6 separate regions of the Mus musculus genome follow, and all the other regions are linked to region 3. A link is a loop called in an ENCODE intact Hi-C map of the cell type or tissue named here. Cell type or tissue: heart. All regions are shown on one strand.

Region 1 (4,000 bases), 100 kb after region 3:
CCTGGGTGCGTTCAGAAGACAACCATAAGAGGGCACAGAGAGAAAGTGCTCTAGACAAGTGATGAATACCTACCTCAGGAGGCTCCATCCCTGCAGCACCCTGGTGAGACTCACGACTTCTGTTAAGCCTCCTGGCTATATCAACTACATATGTCTATAGTGTCCTGGTTTTGAACTTGGGCTCTTGTCTTGGTAGTGCTATTTCAAGAGGTTCTAAAATTTTGGAAGATGGGATCTACCTAGAGGAAGTAGATCACAGGAGTTGGGTCCTTGGGAGATCTGATTCATGGCCCTTTCTTGTCTCTCACTGTGTTTTCTGTCCACCATGATGCAAACTGCCTCCCCATCACTTGTTTTTACTACCATAATGTTCTGTCCAAGTACACAGACTAAGCAGTCATGCATAGAATAGAGCCCCCTGAAACCATGAGCCAAAACATATTGTTCCCATCCCCTGCAAGCTGTGCTCTCGGACAATTTGGTCAAAGCTACCCAAAATAACCAGTGTAAAGAACTGATGCTGAGAAGTAATGCAGATGCTGTAACCAAACCTGGCCATGTTGTGTATCAGCCTTTGCAACCAATTTGCTAAATCAATCTAAAAGAGGTTAGAGCTGCTGATTAGAGGAAGCCCAGAGTACTGCAACGATCTTGCGAAAGCTCAGAAGATCAGATGCTGACAGGAATGGAGAGAGCTGAGACTCATGAGGTTTCAGATGGGAACAGGAGTCCCTGGGATTGGACAAGTGGCCCTTCACATAATGTGGAGGAATTATTCCTCACTGAAACGTGACATTTTGAGTGAGGTTGAATTTTAAACACTAGCTCAGAGGAAGGACTTTTTAAGGCAGTGTGGTGTGTGGCTGTGGCATGGACATTGCATACTGTGTTTAGCCAGCTTTACACTGAAGAGAGAGAGAGAGAGAGAGAGAGAGAGAGAGAGAGAGAGAGAGAGAGAGAGAGAGAGAGAGAGAGCAAAGAGAGCGCAATGAGAGTTGGAAAGAAGGGCAGGTTTAAAAACTGTAGAGTTTGGCCAGAAAATGAGAGCATTCAAAGTTTTATACAAGTAGGGTGTGGTTGTTAAAGAGATTAGCATCTTTAAAAAGAAGTCAAGTACTTTGAATCAGGACAATAGCAAAGATGTCTTAAGGGCGTCTCAGGAATTAGCTGGACCCCACCCATCCCAGGCTTTTCCTTGAGAAGAGTGCACCCAGGAGGCACCTTGCTCACACACAGCTGCCTGGAAAGTTGTTTGCCCATGATTCATTTCACTGTGCTCAGAGACACAGGCACTAGGAGGCTGCTGCACTTGTGGTCTACAGAGGTCTGGCTGCTACTATACTGGTGGTGACCTTGACATTGTTCTCATCACACTGGTTTTGCAGAAAGCAAGGGTGAAGGGAGAATGGGGGGTTGTACCCAAGTTTCAAAGGAAGACTTGGGAGTGGCGGGGCCAGAATCCCTGCGAGCAGGTCCCTTCTCCCTGAAAGAGTGTATATGGAGCTATATGATGGAGCCTAAGCTATGACAGAGACCCCAGGAATACAGAACATCTGGCCCGCAAGGGAAACAGCAGTCAGTAGGTAGAGCTGGTCCAAGAGTGAGGCTGCAGGGTTCGTAAATAGCAAGATGGTAGCAGTGAGCTTCCAGACCCACTGGAGTTTACTAAGGCATCGTATTCCCAGAGAGGCCTACCTCTCCCACTCATTGTCTGCTGTGGTGATCCTGTGAGAGCCAAAGTTATGTTCTAATTTTTAACTACTGTGCTTAAGAGATCCATGGAACAAAAATGCCTCTAACTTGTAAGCCCCACTCCCCTACCCAAGGACAGATATCTCCTGAAATGCTGGAGGCTAATGTTTATGGAATATAACACGCCATGTGTTTCCATCCCCCGCCCCCAAATTTGTTTGACCCAACTGCACTGGATATACTTGATCACATGTAGGCTGGAGATACATAGGCAGGAAAGATGCCAGGATGTATGCCTTCCCCTGATTGGACTTGAAAAATACTGTGACTTTATGGGGTCACCATTTTCTGGGAACCCAGGAATGACCTGGCCAGAGTCCTGGCTAATATTTAATTAAAGCTTGCTTCAAATTTGGCTCATAATTACAGTAGTGGTCTTATTCTTGACTGGTGGGATTAGCAATCCTCCTTTACCTTGCCCTTTAGAATAGAAATGTCTATCACTGTATATTGGTTGTAGGTTAACTTGCTTTTTAAATTTTTTACTGGGGTTCACAGCTGAGAGCTGCCTTCAGTCTTAGAGATTTAGAACTTGTTGGGACATTTTGTTTGTTTGTTAACAATGTTGTGGGCTAGAGAGATGACTCAGCCATCAAGAGTGCTTACTGCTCTGACATGAGGACCTTTGGTTGGACCACAGCACCAGAATGATCATAAATGCAGGTAACACCAGCTCTGGGGTCTGACTCCCTCTTGTGGCCTCTGTGGGTACCTGCACACACACAAGCATATACACTCACACACATACACAAAAACAAAAGAAATATTTTTTCTTAAATAGAAAGTTCTAGCTAATATAAATAAATGGGAGGGATTGGTCTTGAATACTGTTGGAAATGTTAAGACTATGAGATGTTAATCCTGAGATTTTCTCGAAGAAAACCAATTCTACCATTTGGGGCCAAATTTCTTCTCTTGTTTGTTTGTTTGTTTTTGTTTTGTTTGATTTTTGTTTTTCAAGACAGGGTTTTTCTGTATAGCCCGACTGTTCTGGAACTCACTCTATAGACCAGCAATCTGCCTGCCTCTTTGGGCCAAATTTGAAGCAAACTTTATTACATATTAAATCCTGACCAACAGATGGACTTTGCTCAGGACTACTCCCTGGAATTTCCCAGTAGAGAATAGCCCCGAACCATGTGTTACAGGGGTTTATAAGGACAAACCTATAGGCCACTGTTCTTTCCAACGAGGCTTTGTTATTTTTTTCAAGAACTACAACTCCCAGTATTCCAGAAAGTTACCTGGTCCCTGAGCCGGTGGAGCTTAGAGGTTAATTTTGGGTCATTATAGGGGCTCTTGGGGCTACACTTATTTTGTAAAACGGCCATGGATGAGGAGCAAGGGGCAGAATGTTACAGTTTGAATATGAAATGCGCTTCATGAGTTCATGTGCTGCGGGCTTAGTGCCGGTTGAGGTTGTGCAAACTTTAGAGGGTGGGACATCCGGTGAAGTCAACCCCTGGGGAGGAGTCTGTGGGAGCTCATGCTCCTGGCAACTTGCTGTCTGTTGCTTTGCTTCCTGTAAACCATCCCACGAACAGCGCTCTCCCTGCATGCTTTTGCTGCTCCGATGTTCTGTTCAAGTGCACAGGACCAAGCCACCAGGAACTGAACCCTCTAAGATTATGTCCCCAGACAGGCCCTTCCTCTCTTCCTGGTTCCTGCTGGATATTTGGTCAGAGTGCTGAGGAATGAGGACTCCATGCAAAGGTCAAAGGTGAAAAGTCAAAGGTGAACGCTGGGGACATTGGGGAGTAGGCAGGTGGTGGGAACACAAGTGTCCTTGCACCTACTTGTATAGGCACCTGTTGAATGCCTATATAGGACACTGACTGGAGGATTGGGGACAAAGCCATCTTAGGTCCAGGTTATGGCAAGTTCAAAGGCAGTACCTGGTGTGATTTGCAGGACTTTTGTCAAGTCTGACTGCAGTATCACAAAAATCCCTTGGGTCTGTCTTTTTCACCTGCAAAGGGACCATGGACCTCAGGAAAGGAAACGGAGCTCAGTCAAGTGTTCAGCACCAGCTATGGAGCAAGTCAGTCTTGCAGCCTCTGACCCTCTTTGCTGCCTGGGGAGGGTTACCAGCCTGGCGCTCACCAGTGAGAGCAGATACTCCGATACCTCTGAGGTGGCCCAACCTGCAACTCTTCCCTCTTCCTGGAAAGCCTGTCCTCTCCTTGGGAAGGCCCTCATTTTCTTCATCAAGACAGGAAGATAGCAGGGCCACCATCATCCAGACTGA
Region 2 (4,000 bases), 130 kb after region 3:
CCATTTCCACAGAGTCACAGGTGATCAGACTGACTAGGGTGGGACCAACACGGTTCTGCTTTCCCATGGTTGATAATCTTGAGGATACAGGCTGACTATGCTACTGCTGGTGGTGGTAGTGATGTCAGTAATGTTGATGGTGGTGGTGGTGGTGGTGGTGGTGGTGGTGGTGGTGGTGGTGGTGGTGATGCTGATGCTACTGATGATGATAGTGATTGTGATGATGATAGTCATGGTGGTGATATTGATAAAGGTGATGTGATGATGATGATGGTGGTGGTGGTGGTGGTGGTGGTCATGATCGTGATAATGGTAGTAGCAGCTGCAGCTCCTACAGCTGTCAGCTGCGATCGTAAGGTAGTGATTGGCATTCTACAGTGCCTTGTCCCATAAATAACACAGACTGCTAGCTAGTGCATCTGGGTGACTAAATGAGATCATTCAAGTAAAGGTTTGTGCAGAGCCCAGCCATTTATGACCCAGGTAACTCTCTGTGAAGATTCCTTACATCACACCACCTTGTTCTGATTTAGAACAGGCATCTATCCACACAGAGGCATGTTTATGTGCTCACCCACATCTGAAGTCACCTCAGGTGCCATCCAGAGCCCAAGCATAGCAGAGAGAGGCCTGAATGCAGGTGGGTTCCTGGGGCACACACCATAGGTCTGTTGCACCTCGGTAGGCTGCTCAGCGGGCCCAGGACTCACCCTGAAGATCAGAGAGGTGGTGTGGAGAGCTGTAGAGGGATTTCTTGTCCCTCCTCAGTCCCTGGGAGAACCCACACCCGGGCCCTGTACTTTACATCTTTGACTTATTTTGCAATGTAAGAACATTCGAGAGCAACAGTCAAATCTGTGTGGGTAACAGGCATAACACTGAGGACCAGCAAGAAACAACCCCAAGGGGCCAAGAATGCAGGCAGGTCTGAGGTGTGAGGTGTGAGGTGTGAGCAAGGCTTTGAGAGAGCGGTACAGAGTGGAGTCAGTGCTGCTCTGATGGCGCAGCCAGTTGCCCTCTAGGTTTAGCCGCTATCTTGTAAGGTGACTTAAACCTCTCTTGGCCTCACTTTCCTTCTTGAGGTAAGAGTAGACAGAATTAATTCTGTCACTATAGGTGCATGTTCAGACCAAGTTGTTTCCACCATTATAACCATCATCATCATAACTACCACTATCAGCATCTCCATCATCTCTGTCATTATCACCATATTGTCATCAGCATTACCATTATCACTACCATCACCACAATCATCACCATCACCACCATCATTATCTTCACCATCACTAGCAACACCATCACCACCATCATTATCTTCACCATCACTAGCAACAGCATCACCAATATCACTATCACCACTATCACCATAACCATCACCATAACCATCACCATTACGATCGTCACTATCATCAGCATCCTAACCACCATCACCATCATCAGCATAGCAGTCACCTCTATCACTATAACCACACTCTCCACCACCATCATCACCACCACCCCCACTCCTCAACTGGTTAATAGTTAGTCTAGCACACACTTTGAGTATAGAAGACAGAAGAGAGAATTGTTAAGTGACAAATTCAGATTTCTATGTCCTTCCCTCCCAGTAGGACTCATTTGGGCTGTTGGGGGTCACAGAGGCAGACATCAGCACAAAGACATGAAGTTGGCTAATCAAAGTGTGCTTGAGTCTCAGGAGACATGCCGGACTCTGGGATTGTGCAGTAGACGCAGGTGGGATGAGGCACCATCCCACAGAGAGAAGAGCTATGGGAGGCAAGCCTGCCGAGTTCTCAGACCAGCATCTCCCTCTGGCTAGGTGACCTCTTCTCTCTCAGCCTCTGCTCCCATCTCTAAAATGGGGACACACTGAGACATCAGGCTCTGCCCTTAACAAGCCTCTTGGGCCTTCCCTGAGCAACCAGTAGGTGGAGCTGATGGGCAAGTAGGAAGGAAAGGGGGGTCCTGTAGTAGGAAGAATTCTGGGAGCAGTCTAGTAGGGTCTGGGAGGCCTAACAATACTTCCTGAGGACACAGGAGCCACATTACCTCTCTGGGTAAGGGTACCAAAGCAGCCATCCACAGGCATTCCCAGTGTTCCCTGTAAGGAGTCACACCCTTCCTGTGGCAGCCAGACACTGGGTAGGTTCTGGATGTCCATCTCTCTACCTCCATTTTGGATTGGTCCCTGAGCCTCATTATCCTCCCTTCCCACTGTTTCTGCCCAGATGACCAGCTCATGGGAAACTCATCTCCTATCCTAAAAACCCAGCAACAGAGGACATTTCTGGAGGGGGGAAGTGAGACATTGTCTCTGCCATATCCAGGGTTCCCAGCCCTGGGGGCAAAGCCAGGCCCTAATGAGGCCCGTGAGGCCTATAGTCCCTGCAGAGCATTGGCTGGTTCAGGGCTACAGTGCCACCTCTGGTTGCAGACAGTGTCAGCCGCAGAGCTCTTGATGGGCTCTTGCACATGCTTTCTGCTCTCCTTTCTTCCCTGGGGTTTCCTTGGGATCTGACCTTTGTCTGTTGATCTGGCCACCACAATGTTCTGAGCAGCTGGGGGTGTAGGGCTGCCTGAGCCCTGCCCTGTTCCCTCTTTTAGCAACAGGCAGAGCACATTAAAAGTATTTGCCAAGCCCTCGTTGGATTGGGGATGCCCGGGATAAGATTGGAATGGGGATGGCAGATTGCTGATTGAGGCCACAGTGGGACTCATGGAGATTTCTGTCTCCATGGCTGTCCAGAAGGTGAACAAGAGGCTGGGGTGGAGGACCCCCTCATCATCCCGCCGCTTTGCCTGCAGCTTCTATGCCACCCAGCTCCCATATTGCCGTGCACACCCATATGAGACCTGAGGGCCGCAGCTCTTCACCATCTGTGATGGGAACAGTTGTAGCCCCGCAGGCTGTATGGGCAGCCCTAAAGTAGGTTCCCTCACTGGCTAAGGTTGTTTTAAAGCCAGAAGGTGCAGTGTGAGTGAATGACTGACTGACTGACTGAGTGAGTGAATGGATGAATGGCCCCTCACCTCTAGGGTTCTAAGGTCACTGGGAGTTATTGCTCATAAATGGAACCTCTGTGACCTGAGTTCTCCCAGCTCTCCTGATACACCTGACTGTGACTTCTGCCTGGCTTAACCCCAGAGGAAGGGTTGCAGAAAGGAGCCCTTTCTACCAAGAACTGCATTAAATCACGAATGCTCGCCCACCAGGAAGTCCTTCCCACCCATGGTTTCTTCTTCCTGAAGCCCCACAACCCACCCCATACAAAAGTGAGGGCTTTGCAGAGAGCAGATAACCAAACAGGGTCTCTCTCCTTCACACTTGACTGCTCTTAACCTTATATCTCTATAGCCTGGCCCCATGGGTGCTGTACCTGCAGCCGGCCAGCTCACACCAGGTAGAGTACAGGCAGTCACCAACAGCTGAGCTGTGTGCCTCTTGGCTGTGGTACGGTGTCAGGGTGGCTTGCCTAGCTCAAACTATCTCTGCCTTCATCGGTTACCATCTGGAGCCTAAGGCAGGGTGCCCCAGGCAGACACCTTCCCAGAGTCTTTATTTCCCTCACATCCCCATGTCAGTGCTATGGACAGAGCTACTGTTGGGTGTGTGCCTGTGTTCCTCCCACTAGTCTGGGAAGCCCTTGAGCACTGCCACCAGTTAGTGTGAAAGCCAGCGGTCACACAGTAACAGCAACAGGTGACAGCTGTCTCAGATGGAGGAGAGGGAGAAGATGGACTGAGCTCCATGCAGAGAGGTGCCCTGGGGGACTGCACGTGGTCTGGGAGTGAAGCTCTGGGGTGCAGCTTCTGTGCACCTCAGGCGAGCCTGGGGAAGAGAAGATGGAGAGCTGTGGAGAAAGTGTCAGAGCTGGGCAGAGGCTGCATGCCACCCGTGACTGTGGAACCTGCAAGTACTTGATAAGGACTAGCCATTGTCATGGGCACATGACCCAGCTATGACTACCTCTGACCCCCACAGTCCCAGCCTCATGAGATT
Region 3 (4,000 bases):
GGGATGTTGGTGATACCATTTGGTTCTTGTCCAGGATTCCTGGCCCCTAGGGACCCTCCATGACTGTTGCAGTGGGGTTCTAGTCTGTCTGCTGGCCTGTGGTGTTGGAAAAGCTTCTGTTTGGCTCTTAGCTTAGCTAGGGCTTAGCCCACTTGCTTGATTGTGGGCATGAAGTGATCCAGTTGCCCCATGAGCCCCACACTCTTAACTTTTAGACGCCCCCTGGGCAGCTGCTTCTCCTAACAGGGTTGGGTGTGGCAGGCGTGGTTATGCATGTCACCTGTCCCAGGTACTTCAACCCCAGGGAAGAAACCCATGGCACAAGACAACCTTCCCACTACCAGGCTCTCTGCAGCAGCTGGGAACATGAGAGCTGTCCTGGTCCCTAGGCTTTAATATCCATCAGAACTTGTCAACCAATTGCTGGTCCCCACCCTCAATTTCTGGCTGGGTGGGGAGTCTCTGTGCTAAACTGCTTCCTGTGATGTACAGGTCTGGGGATGCACTCTGAGAATGGTCATGCCTCTCCTTCTCCACCCCCACTGACCTCCAAAGGTGTCTCTGAGTCCTAGTCCCTAAGCACTGTGTGACTTTGCCTGGGGATAGAATCTGCAGAAGTCTCTAGAGATCTTGAGGTGGAGTCACAGTGGGTAAAGGGTCAGCCTCACAGAATGACTGGTGTCTGTGTGAGGGGAGACAGAAGAGCCCTGTGGTGATGGAGGTGGACATCGAGTGATACAGGTATGTCTTGAGGGAGGCCTGGGAATCAGGAAGCTAGAGCTAAGGAAGGCTCCTCCCTGGGCCCTTTGGAGGGGTGGGGCCCAGATGTCAGCAAACTTGGATGCCTGGCTTTGCAAACTGTGAAGGGAGACAGTCTGGTCTGTGTACCCCAGTCGGTGGTGACCTGTCATAGAGGCTTGAGGCAGCTCAGTCCTCTGTGGGTGCTTCTTACCAGCACTCATGCTGATGATGGACCCTAGGCCACCAGACTCCTGAGGTGGGACTGGAAGTCAGTAGGGACAGAGTGGCTTAAGAGACAGTTTCTGTTTCTATGTAGTGATCTAGGGAAGCAGGTTCTGTCCATGTTGGCTTGTCACTTTGTTCTGAAGTGATAGCATTGGAAGATATTTGAGCTGGGCTAGGGCTACCAGTGGGACAGAGTGCTGTCCTCTGGTGAAAACACACTGTCCTGAGCTGGAGGGGTCCACAAGCAGGCACATGCTGGCTGGTACTCACCGCTGCCTGCTTAGATGGGGATTGTTCTAGACATTGTGGGTTGATCAGCCCCTCTGGGATCTGTGGACCTTAGATAGATGATAGATAGATAGATAGGTAGATAGGTAGGTAGGTAGGTAGGTAGATAGATAGATAGATAGATAGATAGATAGATAGATAGATAGATAGATAGATGATAGATAGATCAACCTACTTAATGGTGATTCTTAGGAGATAATATCTGGGGATTTCTCCAGGCCAGGGCACTATTCTGGGCCCCTCTCCCACTGCTTCTGTTTCCTTGTGTATAATTTAGGATTGACCTCACTGAACCCTGGACCTGTAGGCACTCTGGAGAGCACAGCTCCTAAGAAAGGCTTTGGATGGTATGTAGCATCACTGAAAAATGGCTGACAGAAGCCTGGTGTGACAGGGCAGCAAGGAAGGGGCTGCATTTCTCACGGGCTCTCTACTTGGCACACAGTTTGGGGGCTCCTTGACAGCACCCCCTTCACCTCTGCATCTATACAAAGGTGCTCCGTCCTGTGTTCACCTGTCTCAATGAGCATTTTAAGCAGTGTCCCTCCCCCAGGTGAGGTGTGCACTGGGACAGCTGGCACCTGTATGCAGACCCAGATGCCATTGATGTCTGAGGCCCCAGTAGAGCCTGCTGTGGGCTGGTGTCACTGGCACCTTGTAAACCCATAGGGCACCCAGAATTGGCTTGGGTAACGGGATGTGTGCCCTTCATAGGGTCCAGCTGGTAGTATGAACTGGCACCCAGAGGTGTTTTGCATACAGGTGAGGGCCTGGGGCAGGCGCAGATTATCCAGGAGATAGGAGTCCCAGACTAGGGTACCTGAAATCCCTGATCTGTCCAGCAGAGGACAGCAGAGCTCCAGCGGCAGTGGGTGGATCCTGTCCCAGTCCGCTCACCTCCCCACTCTAAGGCTAGACTGGTGGTTACCTAAATGATCTTTCCTTCCTATTTTCATAAAGGCTTCCTTCGCGGCTGGGCAGCTTTCCTTGACTGCAAGGCCCACGTGTATTGTCCTCTCTACTGTCCCCCCTTGCCCATCTGAATGTATGTGTAGATCTTCTGGCCTAAGGGACCCCAGAAGACTGTAGGGCAGGAGTGTGTCTCCAGGACTGTCTCCTCTCCCGGCCTGGCTTGTCCCTTGGTGTTCCTCTTGTCTGATGTGGTGTGTATTTAGGGGTCCCCTATCATGGGCTTTCTCTGGCTAGAATGTGAACCTCACCAGGATAGAGATGTAGTTTACTTTTGGCCAAGTCCCAGGTGCTCAGGGAGGAACTGGTATATAGAAAGATGCCCAGGAGGTATCTGATGGGCAGACTGATAGGTGGAGAAATGTGTGGGTGTCCACTTCTGGGTCAACCACATGGTTTCCACTGTGAGCTGCCGAAGGGGTCCAGTTTGGGATGCAAATCTGGCCATGTTCTGACATATCCTCTGTCCTCTATGGACATTGGAAAGTGTAGAAGGCACTGAACCCTGAATGGGGAAATGGTTGACCTTGGGCTGGGCCAGTGTTGGAACAGACTCTGGGGTGACAGTGACCACCATGGGGACTCTGACATGTGCAGTTTAATGTGCACACATGATTATCCTTATTTCCGTTTGACAGGAAGGAACTGGAGCTCAGACCTTAATAGATACCTTCCCCACATTAACATCCCCCGCCCTTTTCTGTGTGTATCAAAGCTGATGCCTCAAGAAAACAGAAACACTGGCCATGTGCGTGGACAGAGAAACCGCGATGGTGTCACTGATGTGGTAGGCAGCTCAGACTTGGCAGGGACGGGGTGGGCGAGGGGGAGGTGTGAAGTCACTGCCTCCCTAGGGCTCAGAGTTCATGGCCCATAGAGCCCAAAGCATTTCTCTAATCAGGTACCTTCAGCATTTTTGTGAGATGCCAAGAATGTGTTTGGGGGCACCAGGGACTGGTTGGCCTTGCTTTCCCCTGGCACATAAACTACCACATAACTAAAGGGCAGGGACTCCTCGTGACCACAGCATGCAGGGCGGTGATCTCTGCTCCAGCCAGTGGTGGTGGCTGGTGGCCAATGGAGGGGAACTCCAGGCCAGGCAGGAGTCCGGGTGGTAAAATTGCCACGGGGTAGGAGACAAAAGCCCTCCTCTGAATACACTGAGGTGGACTACTGGCTTCTATTTTGTTTCCTCTCATGCCTAAGTTCTCAGTAAAGTGACAGGGATGGATTCCACATGTTGAGAGCAATTGATCTGCCCAAACTCAGGGTGATGGGTGTAGTCCTGACCTCCTGGAGTAGCCTTGGCTTTGAAGCCAAGCTTGCTGCATGGCTTTTCACTGCAAAAAAAAACCCACCTTCCCATTCTGAGTCCAAGGTCAAGGTGGGCTGGTGTCCGTAGCCTTTGAAGGTGCAGGGAAGATTCTCCCTAGCTTTTGGGGTTGCTGTTGTCACTTACGTTGTTGCTGTGACCTGACAAAAGTGACTTAAGGGAGGAGGACATCACTGTGGCACACAGTTTGAAGGGATACAGTCGTTGTCACCCCCACCCCACCCTGCCAGCTCTCCTCCCACCCCGTGAGGAAGCAGAGAGGGGAGTGATGGTGTTCAGTTAATTTTCTTCTTTTTATTCACTCCAGGACCCTCAGTCATGCAATGGTGCCACCCACATTCAGGGTGGGTCCCCCTCAGTTAAACCTCTCTGAAAGCCCCTTCACAGATATACGGATAGGTGTGTCTCCTCGGCGAGTTTGAATCGAGTCAGGCTGCTGCTGAA
Region 4 (4,000 bases), 140 kb after region 3:
TTGCCTCTTCCAGGAAGATTCTCATCAACTCCATCACACTCTTTCCTCTTGCCCTAGCATACTGACCAGACCTCACCTGGGACCCTCACGCCCCCACCATGAGCTTTATATAATGTCAGCTACTTTTCAGAGTGGTGCATAATCTTGACTCTCTCACAGTGGCTCTGGAATGTGTGGACCTACTATTTAAGAGCAAGAACAGCCTTCTGGGGTGTGGTCTGATCTTCCCACTGGGGTGGCATAGTTCCTACCTGGACCAACTCATGCTGTGGAGAAATGAGGCAAAGAGAGGACAAGGCTGGGGGTCAGGTGGATGTGTGGGTGAATGAGTAGACATTTGCTGTGTGGACAGATGAGTCAATAAGGAGGTATGTGTTGGTTGTTTGGATGGACGAATGAATGGGTGAATGGAAGATGGGATATTGATGGATGGGTGGATGCTAATTGGTTGGACAGGTAAATGATAGAAGGGAGGATGGTTGAGTGGGTGGATGGGTAGATGTTGATTGGATAGATGGAAGGGCGGCCAGATGTTGGTTGGATGGAGGGATAGATGCACATATAGGTGGGGAATGGGTAGACTCAGGGGTGTGCGAATATGTAGTTAGATGGACCAGGTAGAGTGTGGATGCATGGGGGACAGATAGCATGGGTAACTATTGGATGGATGGACAAAGGATGGTGAACAAAAAAGGCTAAGGGGACACATGGCTGACGAGTAGACAGATGATGAGAGAATGACCAGCAGGTAATTAACCAGAACATTAAATAAGAGGTTCAGAATCTGGAGTTGGGGCACTGTATTGGCCCACTCAAATGAAGTCAGTCACCCATCAATGATTCCAAGTGTGTGTCTGTCAGAAATTGTGTGAGGTCCTGGGGCCACCTCTAAGAACCAGGCACCGTCCATGTCCCCCTGGGGCTTGGGCTGTAGCTAAAAAGCTGAATAATGTACAGAAACGCAACGGTGCATTCAAAGGGACACTGCTTGCAGGTCTGATGGAGCCGCCAGGCTGGGATGCTTCAGTTACAGGAGATGGGGAGTGGCTTTGCCTTAGTTAACAGTAAAGCCTGAATGAGAGGCAGCCAGCTACATGAAAGTCTGGGGAACACACAAGAACGACAGACACGGAGGCCCTGAGGCGGGGACGAAGTTGGGCTTACTCACTTTAAAAGGCTTTATTGCACCTCAGACAGAATCAGAGTAGGGAGTTGAAGTCTGAGATGACAGTCAGATATGGGACAGGGACTCAGGGCTTCATAGGCCATTTAAGACACAGATCGGTCTCACTGGGAGGTAGAGAACTCGGGGCTGACTTGTGGCTTGGCTGTGGTGGGACCAGGAGAGAAGGGCAGCGATTCCCCAGTGTTTGAGCAGCTGGAAGAACAGTCATTCCTAGGGATGGAGGAGACAGGCTTGGGAAGCAGGTGACTCAGCCTGGATAAGGAGCCAGCAGGCTCTGGATCTGAGCCCAGGTCTGGAACCCCAGTCCTTTAGTCCCCCAGATTGTCTTGGTTAGTCTCTTCACTTCTAAGATCTCTGCACCTTCACCGGAAGGTGAAGCTTTGGGTTGCAGTGGCCCGGTGCTCCTTTCTTTAGTGGCATCCATACCCGCACATCGAACTTCCGTAATAAACTTCCAGTCAGAAAGACTGCTGTTGCTATGGTAATAGCACTGTTGATTGATGTGGATATGAGGCTTATTTTTAATGGTGAGAGAAGTAGGAGTGTGTGAGTTGTGTCGGTATGACAGTGATGATGGGTGGTGACAGTTAACGTAGTGGTGGATCTGACAGAGGAGGTGTTGGCGGTCCCGGGTATGGTGATAGCGCCCTTTGGATGGTGACAGTGATGAGGGGATGGTGATGATGCTGGTGCTGTTGGTAGTAGTAATGGCAGTGATTAATAGTGGTATGGATGATGGTGATGGTTTTGGTGGTGATGCTGCTGATGGTGGTAGTGGTGATGACAGTATCGGTGGTGGTGGTGGCAGTGGCAGATGTCAGTAACTGAGACAGATATGCACAGTGACACCTCACACGTGACATGAGGGTGAAGTAGTGAAAGGCAACCTGAGGTTGGGTTCAGAGTCATGATCCCTTTCTGCTCTACCTAGGAACCTGCTTGCTCTCGTCTACGTCTCTCCAAAGCTGCAGTATCTGAGTGTGCTCTCCCTTCTGGACACACCGAGGATCACAGTTACTGAAACTTGGAGTCTCTGGAATTGATCTAGGACTTGAAGGTCTTTGCTTCCCATGGCCACCGTGGCATCTGTGATCTTTGGTGGCGCTGGCTCTGACCTTCCTCCATGACAACATCTTCTTTGAAGAACCGTGTGCCTTTTTCAGTTCTCATAGTGTGGTTTGGAGGGACTGGCAGTGTGAGGACTCTTCTCTGACCACAGTCACAGTGGGGTAGGCATGTGACACAAGCTGACCAAGAGTCTCCCTGTGACTTTTCCTACCCAGCCAGCAGGGGGAGCTGTCACTTGGCTCAAGAGACAAGGGTGACAACTGTCACCTTTCTTATCCCGAAGGGTGCCTGTCTGCAACTGAGGACACCAAGAGAAGCAGAGACACAAACAATGAAGGAAGCTGTGGAGACAGAGGTAGTGTGGACGAAGACGGTCAAGGAATGGTTGCAGAGAGAAGTCAGTGGCTGTGTTTGAGCACCTAGATCCAGCTGTGCCTGAAGATGACAGGATACATCCATCCTGAAGCTCTGAGTCTTAGGAGCCACATGACAGTCTCTGGTAGTGAGCTGAGTCCATGTGTTTTGCATCAGTTCCCAGTGGCTGACCTCCTCCAGCTCCTAAGACCCCAGAACCTTCCTAAGAAAACAAACTTATGACAGGGCTAAATTCTCAGTTTGGGGACAAAAGATTCCTGTCTAGTCAGACCCAAATATGGCTCCTTTGCATCTTCTTTGCTAGGAACAGACTGGGACTGACCCAGCTCCAGCCAATGCTACCCAACCCCCACCATGGACACCACAGCAGCAGCCCTGCTAGGATAGCTTCTTTTCATTTTACAAAATCTCACAACTAGTTAAACCAATACAGGATGGCAGGGGCAGGAGAAAGATGTCACCTGATGGCTATCCTGATGTCAGAGAGAAACCCAAGAGACCCAGCAACCTACTCCTCAGACTTCTTGAGGTGCATGCCTTCTGTTTCCTGCCCGTGAAATGATAACTTAGGGCTTTGTTGGCCACCAATACATTCTAGAACCTTCCTGGATGAGTGTGGTGGCTGCTTCCGTGTTGCCCATAGCTTGATGTGCCCCAAGCTGTATCTGTAGGCCATTCCCTACTTCCTGTTATGAGATACAACCCAGGAGAACTGTGCCAGGAATACCTCAGAGTTGTGACACATTCAAATTTGAGAATGATCAGAGAAGAAACACTGTACTTATTTTTGACATTGTGCACAGGTGACTTGCTGCACTGTGTGTGTGTGTGTGTGTGTGTGTGTGTGTGTGTGTGTGTGTGTGTGTGTAGGGGGGTGGCTATCACGGAGGCAAGGACTACAGACATTATACGAGCTCTGCATTTTCATGCTCTCTGAGACATTGTGAGCCACCTGGGTAGATGGTGACAAGGCCCATATTGGTGACAACACAGATTTTATGTATTTCTAAAGAAATCAGGAGGCTGGAGGGATGGCCCAGCTGTAAAACTACTTGCTGCTTTTGTAGATGACCCGAGTTCAGTTCTCAACATTGACCTTCAGTGGTTCACAACCACCTGTAACTCCTGATGCAGAAGATCTGATGCCTCCTTCTGGACTCTGAAGATACCTACACACACACACACACACACACACACACACACACACACACACACACACAATCTTTGAAAAAGAAGAAATGGAGATGGGAGGCAGCTGAGGAAAGGCAGGTGGCTTCGTTAAGGTGGCCAGCCATGTGGCTTGCCAGGGACTTTCCTGATTGGTTTTGTCATTGAAAGTCCCCATGGTGGGAACTATTGCTTGGGAAAACC
Region 5 (4,000 bases), 440 kb after region 3:
AAGAGAAGACCCAAGGGAGAGATCTGGAGGGTGGGGACAAGGAAAGGCTGGGTAATGACCAGTTTGGGGAGGGACCAACCCCTATAGGGATGTACCTTCCTCCCCTTTCCTTTTCCCCTTCTTCTTTTCCTCCCTCCTCCCTCTCTCCTCCCTCTTTTCCTGGCCTTCTTTTACAAAGCATAAGCCAAGCTTAGCCCCCATGGCCATCAGCATTCTCTGCCACCCCTCCTGTGGTAGTAACAGGGCCACCACACCATCGTCCCAGAAGCCCCAGTTCATGCTCTGTATACAGCAGGGGCTGCAGCGATCATGGTTTTTATTGATAATTCAGAGCACAGAGCCTGGGTCTCAGCTGGAACCTGAGCTCTGGATGAGATAGGGTTCTTAATGAATGCTTGCTAGAGCTGAGGCAGGGGACAGGGCGTTAGGCTTGGAGTAGCCACCTATGGCCCTGCCAAGGAGGGTCCTGCTGGAGGTCCCAGCTGGACCTCACCAAGGACAGGCCTGTTGGAAAAAGAACAGATGGTGGGCTGGTGACACTCAGGGCCACTCAGGACATGCAAGGCATTTGGGGCCACTGGTGGCCTCTTAGAGGGAAGGGAAATACACCAGATCCATGGCGGAGCTGGGGCCCAGGAACATCTGCTCACTGTGATGGTTAGAACCCATCCTCAGGCCAGGCTGGCAGGTTCTCAGCAGCACAGGGCATGCAGGAGGCCCTCTGTCCTTAACACAGAATGTACAGGGCTTTCAGAACCCCTAAAATGCTTTCCACAGAAATTCACAGTGTGAATTGCCTGCTGCCCAGACTGGCTCAGTGTCCAGAACTAAGAAGCCACAGAGGGGACAAAACAGGCTGGGGACCATTCCTTCTTTAGCAGGGCCCTGGGTGGACAGGCTTGCAACCTTCATTAGAACCCCTCACTTCCCAAGGCAAGGGACTCTAGCTCCTTAATTCACTGATACACAGGCTTGGTATGTGTTTACATTTGGAGAGTGACTGTACTGTCATCTCTGAGGTGGTGGCCAGACTATGCCAGTGGGTCAATCCCAAGCACGTGTCAAGAAGGTGTTGAACTTTATAGCCTTGAGGCCCTGGACAGAGAGGTGATTTTTTTGCAAACCTGTAGCTACATCCTACGTCCAGCACTCCTGACAGTCCCTTTAGCTCTCAAAGCCTTGGCTCTAGCACCCACAGGCTTGTAAACAGTGCATATGTCCCAAGCCCACCAGGTCAAAACCAACCCAAGCCCACCAGGTCAGAACGCCAACCTATGGCTGCAGAGCTTAGAGGTCAGAGTGGCTTCCTGGAAATGGGGAGACAGGGGCTTTTGAAAGGGACAGTCACGCTGCTAATGCTGGGTTGAGGATTTGTCTCCCTACAGTGACAACACAGTCCAGGGGCATCACGTACCCTCTTATCTCTGACTACCAACCAGATGCTGGCCAGGGGGCTGCCTCTGCCACTTGTCACCTAGTTGGTGACACTAAATCTCTTCATGCCTTAGCTATTACCTTCTTCCTCTCCTCCTCCTCTTTCTCCTCTCCTCCCTCTTCTCCTCTCCTCTTTTTTCTCCTCTTCCTTCTCCCCTTCTTTGTCTCCTTCCTCCTCTTTTCCTAGTCTCATCTTTCTCTTTCACTTTCTCCTCCTTCTCTCCTTCCTCCTTCACCTCCTCTTCCTCCTTCTCCTCCTCTTCCTCTTCCTCTGCTTCTTGCTGTTTTGTGAGCTGGGGTCTCACACTTCAGCTAGGCTGGTCTGGAACTTGAGGCAATTCTTCTGCTTCAGCTTTTGAGTACTCTTACTTTCTACATCATAAGCAAGGATGGCTATTGATCCTACCTCAGAGACTGGCTGAAGGAGTAAACAAATTTTCAGAGAACTGTTTGGGGCTCCCTATCATAGGCCATGCCCTGTGCTTATGTCTGGGTCACTCTACCCAGATGTGACCACAGGAGCTCAGTGTGGAGTGGTGCAGCTGTCCAGAGAACATGCAGAAAACTTTTGTGTGGCCTCGTAGGGCAGCTGCTAGGTCAGCATGGGGCTGTAGAGTCTGAAGGAGACCATAGAACAGACTCTGGTATTGATGACAGTCTTTCTAGAGTTGGGGGATTTTTGTGGTCCTGCAGAGACACCACAGCCACAGACTCATATCAAGGATGCAGATTGCAGACACAGGACACACACACACACACACACACACACAGAGAGAGAGAGAGAGAGAGAGAGAGAGAGAGAAGCAGCAGGAGGGGCATTCTAGGAGCATGCCCATGTGCACCCAGGCATCTCCAATCAGGATGCTAAGGAAAATAAAAATCTCACAAAGCAGTGCCATCTTGTGGTAGCAGTGGGGCCTGGCTGCTCTTCCTTCTGGAGGGTTTGCCCCAAGTCTGCCCTCACCACTGTTACATGACCCACAGCAGAAGCCCCAGGGCAGTCACTTGTTTAACCTTGTATCTCGGAGTGCAAGAGATGTCCAGGGGGCTCTCCCCAGCCCACTGACCCAGGTTGCTGAGACTTCCCAGGTGTTGGGCTCTCTGGGAAGAACTGAGAGCCCCCTTATAGCTCTGACTCTCTCCACTTGTGAAATGGGGCCACCACAAAGTTTCTTAATATGTCCCACTCTGTATGTGTCACAAATAGCTAGGACTGTCTCCCATGGCAGGTCCCAAACCAGAGCTACCTATCAATCACTAGGGCCACCAGGCCCAACACCTGACTCTGAACCCTGCTTGTTATTTCTGTGTCTTAACAATCTCCCAGGGGATGGGGGTATCTGCATCTTCAAAAGACGGGGTAGCACCCCATGCAGTCCTGGCTACATCCTGCTTCATAGGATCCTCTGTTTTGAAGCAGGGACTCTTTCCTACCCTGTCTCTAGTTGCAGCCTGTAGGAACAAGGCTCAGAGCTGCTCAGGTACTAAGACACTTTAAAGGAGCACATGAGGCCTGGAGCGCCTCCTGCCTTTAGCTCAGATCTGTTGCCTATTTGAGAGGGCTTTGAGACAGACTGGATCCTGTCAGTTCACCTGTGCTTTAGTGGGGACAAATGCAGAACTGTAGGAATAAGGAAATGAACCTACAAGAAGGCCCTGCTAGGTGCTGAGCCCTCGGAGACTCATCTACAATGTGGGCTTTGTGCCGTCTAAGACCAGCCCCATCCTGGACTTGAACTTGGGCCTTGTGGACCAAGAGGTCTCCTACCGAGGGAAAAATAATCTGCAGCTGGCTATTCCCAGCCCCTCGTGGATCTGGGGCGTGGTGCTGTGATGGCCACGGGCAGCCCTGCTTCACGCATTTTGATAATTTACTCGGCACCAATTAATCTTTCCGTGTTGATAGACGCGGCGGCTGAATTCCCTCCCAGGGAGAAGGTGACATTCTCAGGCTCTGAAGGGCTTTCCCCTCCTTCCTGGAACGCTGATGTTAATTTCCCTGGAGTACCCCTGGAAGGAAGCTTCAGAACAGGCAGAGCTTGGTGGGAACCTGATGTCTGAAGCTAGTGCACTGGCTCCCAGAGGAGGGTCACGACATCTGCTAATTGCCAATCAACTCTAATGTGAGACAGAGCTGGAATGAAAAGTCCCTTTTTGAGGCTGGGGGGCCAGGGAGGGAGAGAGAACGATGATGCAGGGCTTCCAGGCCTACAACATGCCTGCCAGACTCTTTGGTACTGTGTTGTGAATAAATAAAAGGTCTCAGAGAGGAAACCACAGGCACTTTCCTACAGGGAAATCTGAGAGAGCTGGGCCAACGGGTAGGTTCTGGGCCATCTGTGATGGAAGTCCATAGCCAAGGCCAGCGGGACTCTCTAGGCCTGATTCCTGCCTGACAGGACCATGATGTCCTTTACCCTCCCTTGATAGGCACCAGCTGTACCCCATCTATGAGGGTAGTACCCTATTCTGAAGGGTGTCTGAGGTCCATCCTGAGCGTGACTGGTGCCTTCTGCCACTGGCTACGTTCCTGTCCCGAGTCTGGTAGTGCTTGAGCTCAGCTCCA
Region 6 (4,000 bases), 310 kb after region 3:
AAGAAGCCCCCCTCCCCCTTGCCCCGCTCTTTCCCAGTTTGGAGAGAAGCAGTCCGAGCGATTTGCATATCTACGAAGGCTGAGGGGGAAGGGTTTGGGCTTGCCCCCCCCCCGCCGCCCCCCCCCCTCACTGCTCCCGAGCCCCCTCCCCCTGCACCCGCCTCGGCCCTCCCCCTCCCCCTTTTCTCTGCCCGGCTTTGATCTCTGCTTAACAACAGTAACGTCACACGGACTACAGGGGAGTTTTGTTGAAGTTGCAAAGTCCTGCAGCCTCCAGAGGGCTGTCGGCGCAGTAGCAGAGAGCTACAGACTCCGCGCGCTCCGGAGACCGGCAGTACAGCGCGAGGCAGCGCGCGTCAGCAGCCGCCACCGGAGCCCAACCGAGACCACAGCCCTCCCCAGACGGCCGCGCCATGGAACACCAGCTCCTGTGCTGCGAAGTGGAGACCATCCGCCGCGCGTACCCTGACACCAATCTCCTCAACGACCGGGTGCTGCGAGCCATGCTCAAGACGGAGGAGACCTGTGCGCCCTCCGTATCTTACTTCAAGTGCGTGCAGAAGGAGATTGTGCCATCCATGCGGAAAATCGTGGCCACCTGGATGCTGGAGGTAAGAGACTTTACAGGCTGCTAGCTTGGGACCCCCTGGCAACTTGTTGCTATCACCAACATCTTCCTCCCTTCTCTTCCCTTCCGTCACGGAGTTTTCCGGGTGCGTTGCTAGGACTCGGTATTCACAAAATAAATAGATTGGGTCCTTTTGAACGAGGAAGGTTTGGGAGTTGGGAAGATGGGAATTCCTTTTCCTGGTGGAGGGCAGTCGGGGAGGGGTGCCTTCGAGGGAGGACGGTGTCAGCGACACCACAGAGGGTGCAGGCTGAGCTTCTGTGGCCCCCGCTTGTGCCCCATTCCTGCAGCGCCTCGGCGGGGGCCGCCCCTGCGCGTTTCGCCAGCTCAAGGGGGGAGGGGGCATAAATTTGATTTTTAAATTAATATCCATGGACACGTATGCAAGGGCCGCTCGTGCCAATATTATGCGCCATCTTTGCTCCTTTATTGCAAAGCAAAAAGTGTTTATTAATAATTGGGGGCAGGGCAGGGAGCGGCAGTAGGGGCGCTGGGACAGGCACGAGGGGCCTCGTGGCGGCCGGGAATCACTAAATAAGACAGTGTGAGGAATATTTGGGGTGGGGGATTCTTTGTTCAAACAGCGGACCTGGGTACCCCGCACACGCTGCCTGGCCCAGAGAAAACGCCAGGCTGCAAGGTCGCGTGGCCCCCTAGTCAATGAGACTGACTGTTGTGCGTGCGGTTCTGGATTTGGAGGAACCTGTCTAGGTCAAACTGGGGGCGGAGGGGGACAAAAGCACATTTTCAGATGTTCAGCAGGAGACTCAGGGGTCCCAAAATATTTTAAAATAATTTTTAAAGTGAGGCATAATGCCCTTGTAGAGGCAAACAGCGCCCGCACCCTGCAAAAGGGGGGCCCCCGGAGTTTGAGTTGCTGGAGCTCACCCCCCGATGTCCACTGAGCTCCTGACCCTCGGCTTGGATCAAGGGTCGTCCGATGGTTATTTTCAGGTCGTTTTTAGGCACCTAGTTATTTTTTAAATATTTTTAAATATTTTTTGAAAAGATGACGTCTGGGAAATGCAGCGCGGCGGCCTGGGACGCCACCATTGTGTCTCGCGTGCGCTCGAGCGGCGCCCAGCCCCCGGCGCCCCGCCAGCCCCGCGGTGGGGTTCTCTGGCTTGTGGCTTCCTAATTTCAACAGGGGACCGGGGTCTCCGTGGCCACCATTGCTTCGACCGGCCCCGCCAGCTGCCCAAAGACTTTCCCTTTCAGTTTCAGGGTGGGTGGGCACTGGGAACCCTCGGAGCAGGAGCGCATCCCAGGGAGTTGGCCACCGGAATCCCTCTCTGTGCAATCTAGGAGAAGGGAATGGGGTCGTATCGAGCGACGCCCCCCTCCCACGTTGACGGTCAGGGTCCGGATCCCCGCAGGTCTGTGAGGAGCAGAAGTGCGAAGAGGAGGTCTTCCCGCTGGCCATGAACTACCTGGACCGCTTCCTGTCCCTGGAGCCCTTGAAGAAGAGCCGCCTGCAGCTGCTGGGGGCCACCTGCATGTTCGTGGCCTCTAAGATGAAGGAGACCATTCCCTTGACTGCCGAGAAGTTGTGCATCTACACTGACAACTCTATCCGGCCCGAGGAGCTGCTGGTAACCACGTAACCCACCACCGACAATCCCTCTTTATGCTGGGTGGTGGGAGCTGCAAATGGCAGGAGATCCAGCCATCCATGGACAGATCTCCTGCCCCACGAAAGGCACCCGCACCGCACCGCACGACACCGAAATGGCAGTGAGCAGAATGCCAACCCATTCTACCTCTGTGCCCGCCCTCTTTCCGTACTGGACTCCCCACCATGTCTGTGGTGAAACCACTCTGAAATGTGGGCGGTGTGCGCCCCCTAGCGACGTGCAGGCCACGGCGCTGGCGGTGGGAGATTCTTTTTGTCCGCAGTCTGTCCCCTTAGTATTTCTACAGGCACATTTTGTTGTTTACCTGTATGGGGTCCCGGGTTGACCCAACTCTTTAGACCTTCTCGAATCAGCCTGCCTTCCTTTTGACCGTGTTCCTCATTCTCTGCAGCAAATGGAACTGCTTCTGGTGAACAAGCTCAAGTGGAACCTGGCCGCCATGACTCCCCACGATTTCATCGAACACTTCCTCTCCAAAATGCCAGAGGCGGATGAGAACAAGCAGACCATCCGCAAGCATGCACAGACCTTTGTGGCCCTCTGTGCCACAGGTAAGGCTCCACCCCCATTCTTCCCAGGAAGAGCGGGCTCCTTGCCACTCCCCCTGGGGTTAAGGCCTCTTTCCTTGCTATCTATTCTGAGCCCAGGGTGCAGATAGTTTGTTGGAGAGATAGATGATACTGGGTGGCACATTCTCTTGGCTAGTATCTTGGAGACCTAACAGAATGACACAGCTTCCCTGTGCCAACCTTTCCACTGCCAGGAAGTGGTACGGCCACAGCATGCTTTCTGAAGAGGTTTTTGCCTCTTTTCCTAGGCTTCCTGCCTTGCCTCTGTTCTTAAGGAGCTCGAGCTATAGAGCACACACACACACACACACCAGCTTCTCCCAGGCTGAGCCACCTGCTAGGGGTTCCTACATGGATGGGACAAATGGTCCAGCCTCAGCCCCACGAGCTACATACAGTACAGTCCCAGAGCAGGAACTTAGAGGCCCCACCAGGGGTACTGCAGGCCAGTACTTTTTGGCTGAGTCCTGGGAGGGTTGGCTGGAAACAGAGAAACTAGAACCTCCCTATGACTCCTCCAAGGGACCCTCCCTGGCCCCAGACCCCAGGTAGATTAGGCTGACATAAGTCATGGTAGACAGCCATGCAGGAACCCACACACATAGACAACCCTGCTACTTCTGAGTGGTTTCAGTACTACTTCTGACAGCTGCTCCTCACCTCTAACTGAGAACCCTACCCAGGAGGCTTAGCAATATTGAGGGGGTGTGGTGTTCTCCCACCTGTTGAGGACCCCCTTCCTCTGTGGCCCTGATCAGACCTCAGTTGCTATAGCTGTTTGGCCTGTGATGTCAGAAGGGCCGGTAGAGTATCTCCCCCCACCCCCAACCTCCACCTCACCCCCGCTGTCTCAGTGACATCTTCTTATGTCTGACAGCCCCATAGCCAGTGTTTCTAAGCTGCTGGTGTGAGAATTTGGAAATTCTAGCTTGCCAACTACCTGCCGAGAGTGCTGAGCCCGCCCCAAGGGTACCAAACAAGGGGGTGGCAGATGGGAGTAGCAAGGCCATCAGTAGGCTGGAAGGATCTAAGGGGTGGGGGTGGCCCTGCTGGCAGTCAGGGAGGCAGCTGGCTGGGGTTTCTCTGAGGAGAGCGGAGCCTTTGGAAGCTCCAGGCAGCCTTTTATGGAGCTGAAAGTGCCTTCAGAGAGGCAGCAGAGTTTCCCAGAG

The links. Hi-C counts contacts between places; a loop is a spot of excess contacts. Peaks named below come from ENCODE experiments on the same cell type or tissue, not always from the same donor. Only the 100,000 strongest peaks of a DNase experiment are listed, where the experiment ranks them.
Region 1: a loop joins it to region 3, with 2.0 times the contacts of the local background. A loop is called at or near these places in 3 of 42 quality-filtered maps.
Region 2: it touches region 3 in a loop (2.9-fold over the local background); 9 of 42 quality-filtered maps call a loop at or near these places.
Region 4: it touches region 3 in a loop (2.5-fold over the local background); 3 of 42 quality-filtered maps call a loop at or near these places.
Region 5: it touches region 3 in a loop (2.4-fold over the local background); 5 of 42 quality-filtered maps call a loop at or near these places.
Region 6: a loop joins it to region 3, with 7 times the contacts of the local background. A loop is called at or near these places in 41 of 42 quality-filtered maps.

What each region holds. Positions count from the first base shown.
Region 1 is chr7:145,136,498-145,140,497 of GRCm38, reverse strand. No RefSeq gene overlaps it. Among named protein-coding and RNA genes, the nearest start is that of Gm45181, 28 kb to the left of the region's middle. In heart, CTCF peaks have their summits at 1,221 and 2,465 (motif pointing left); a DNase peak (open chromatin) is centred at 1,226.
Region 2 is chr7:145,112,786-145,116,785 of GRCm38, reverse strand. No RefSeq gene overlaps it. Among named protein-coding and RNA genes, the nearest start is that of Gm46023, 46 kb to the right of the region's middle. In heart, a CTCF peak has its summit at 1,911 (motif pointing right); DNase peaks (open chromatin) are centred at 1,915 and 2,465; H3K27ac peaks cover 1,692 bases.
Region 3 is chr7:145,241,391-145,245,390 of GRCm38, reverse strand. It overlaps a transcript of Tpcn2 not described here. Among named protein-coding and RNA genes, the nearest start is that of Smim38, 35 kb to the right of the region's middle. In heart, no CTCF peak of the experiment used is centred here; DNase peaks (open chromatin) are centred at 2,060 and 3,249.
Region 4 is chr7:145,096,996-145,100,995 of GRCm38, reverse strand. No RefSeq gene overlaps it. Among named protein-coding and RNA genes, the nearest start is that of Gm46023, 30 kb to the right of the region's middle. In heart, a CTCF peak has its summit at 2,475 (motif pointing right); a DNase peak (open chromatin) is centred at 2,515.
Region 5 is chr7:144,796,975-144,800,974 of GRCm38, reverse strand. No RefSeq gene overlaps it. Among named protein-coding and RNA genes, the nearest start is that of Gm34964, 10 kb to the right of the region's middle. In heart, a CTCF peak has its summit at 2,343 (motif pointing left); no DNase peak of the experiment used is centred here; H3K27ac peaks cover 650 bases; H3K27me3 peaks cover 3,602 bases.
Region 6 is chr7:144,936,107-144,940,106 of GRCm38, reverse strand. It overlaps Ccnd1 (cyclin D1), which reads left to right and starts at 276. Exons shown (of 5, transcript NM_007631.3): 1 at 276-611; 2 at 2,005-2,220; 3 at 2,654-2,813. The coding sequence starts at 414. In heart, CTCF peaks have their summits at 290 (motif pointing right) and 2,479; DNase peaks (open chromatin) are centred at 326, 956, 1,766, 2,396 and 3 weaker places; H3K4me3 peaks cover 2,724 bases; H3K27ac peaks cover 3,024 bases.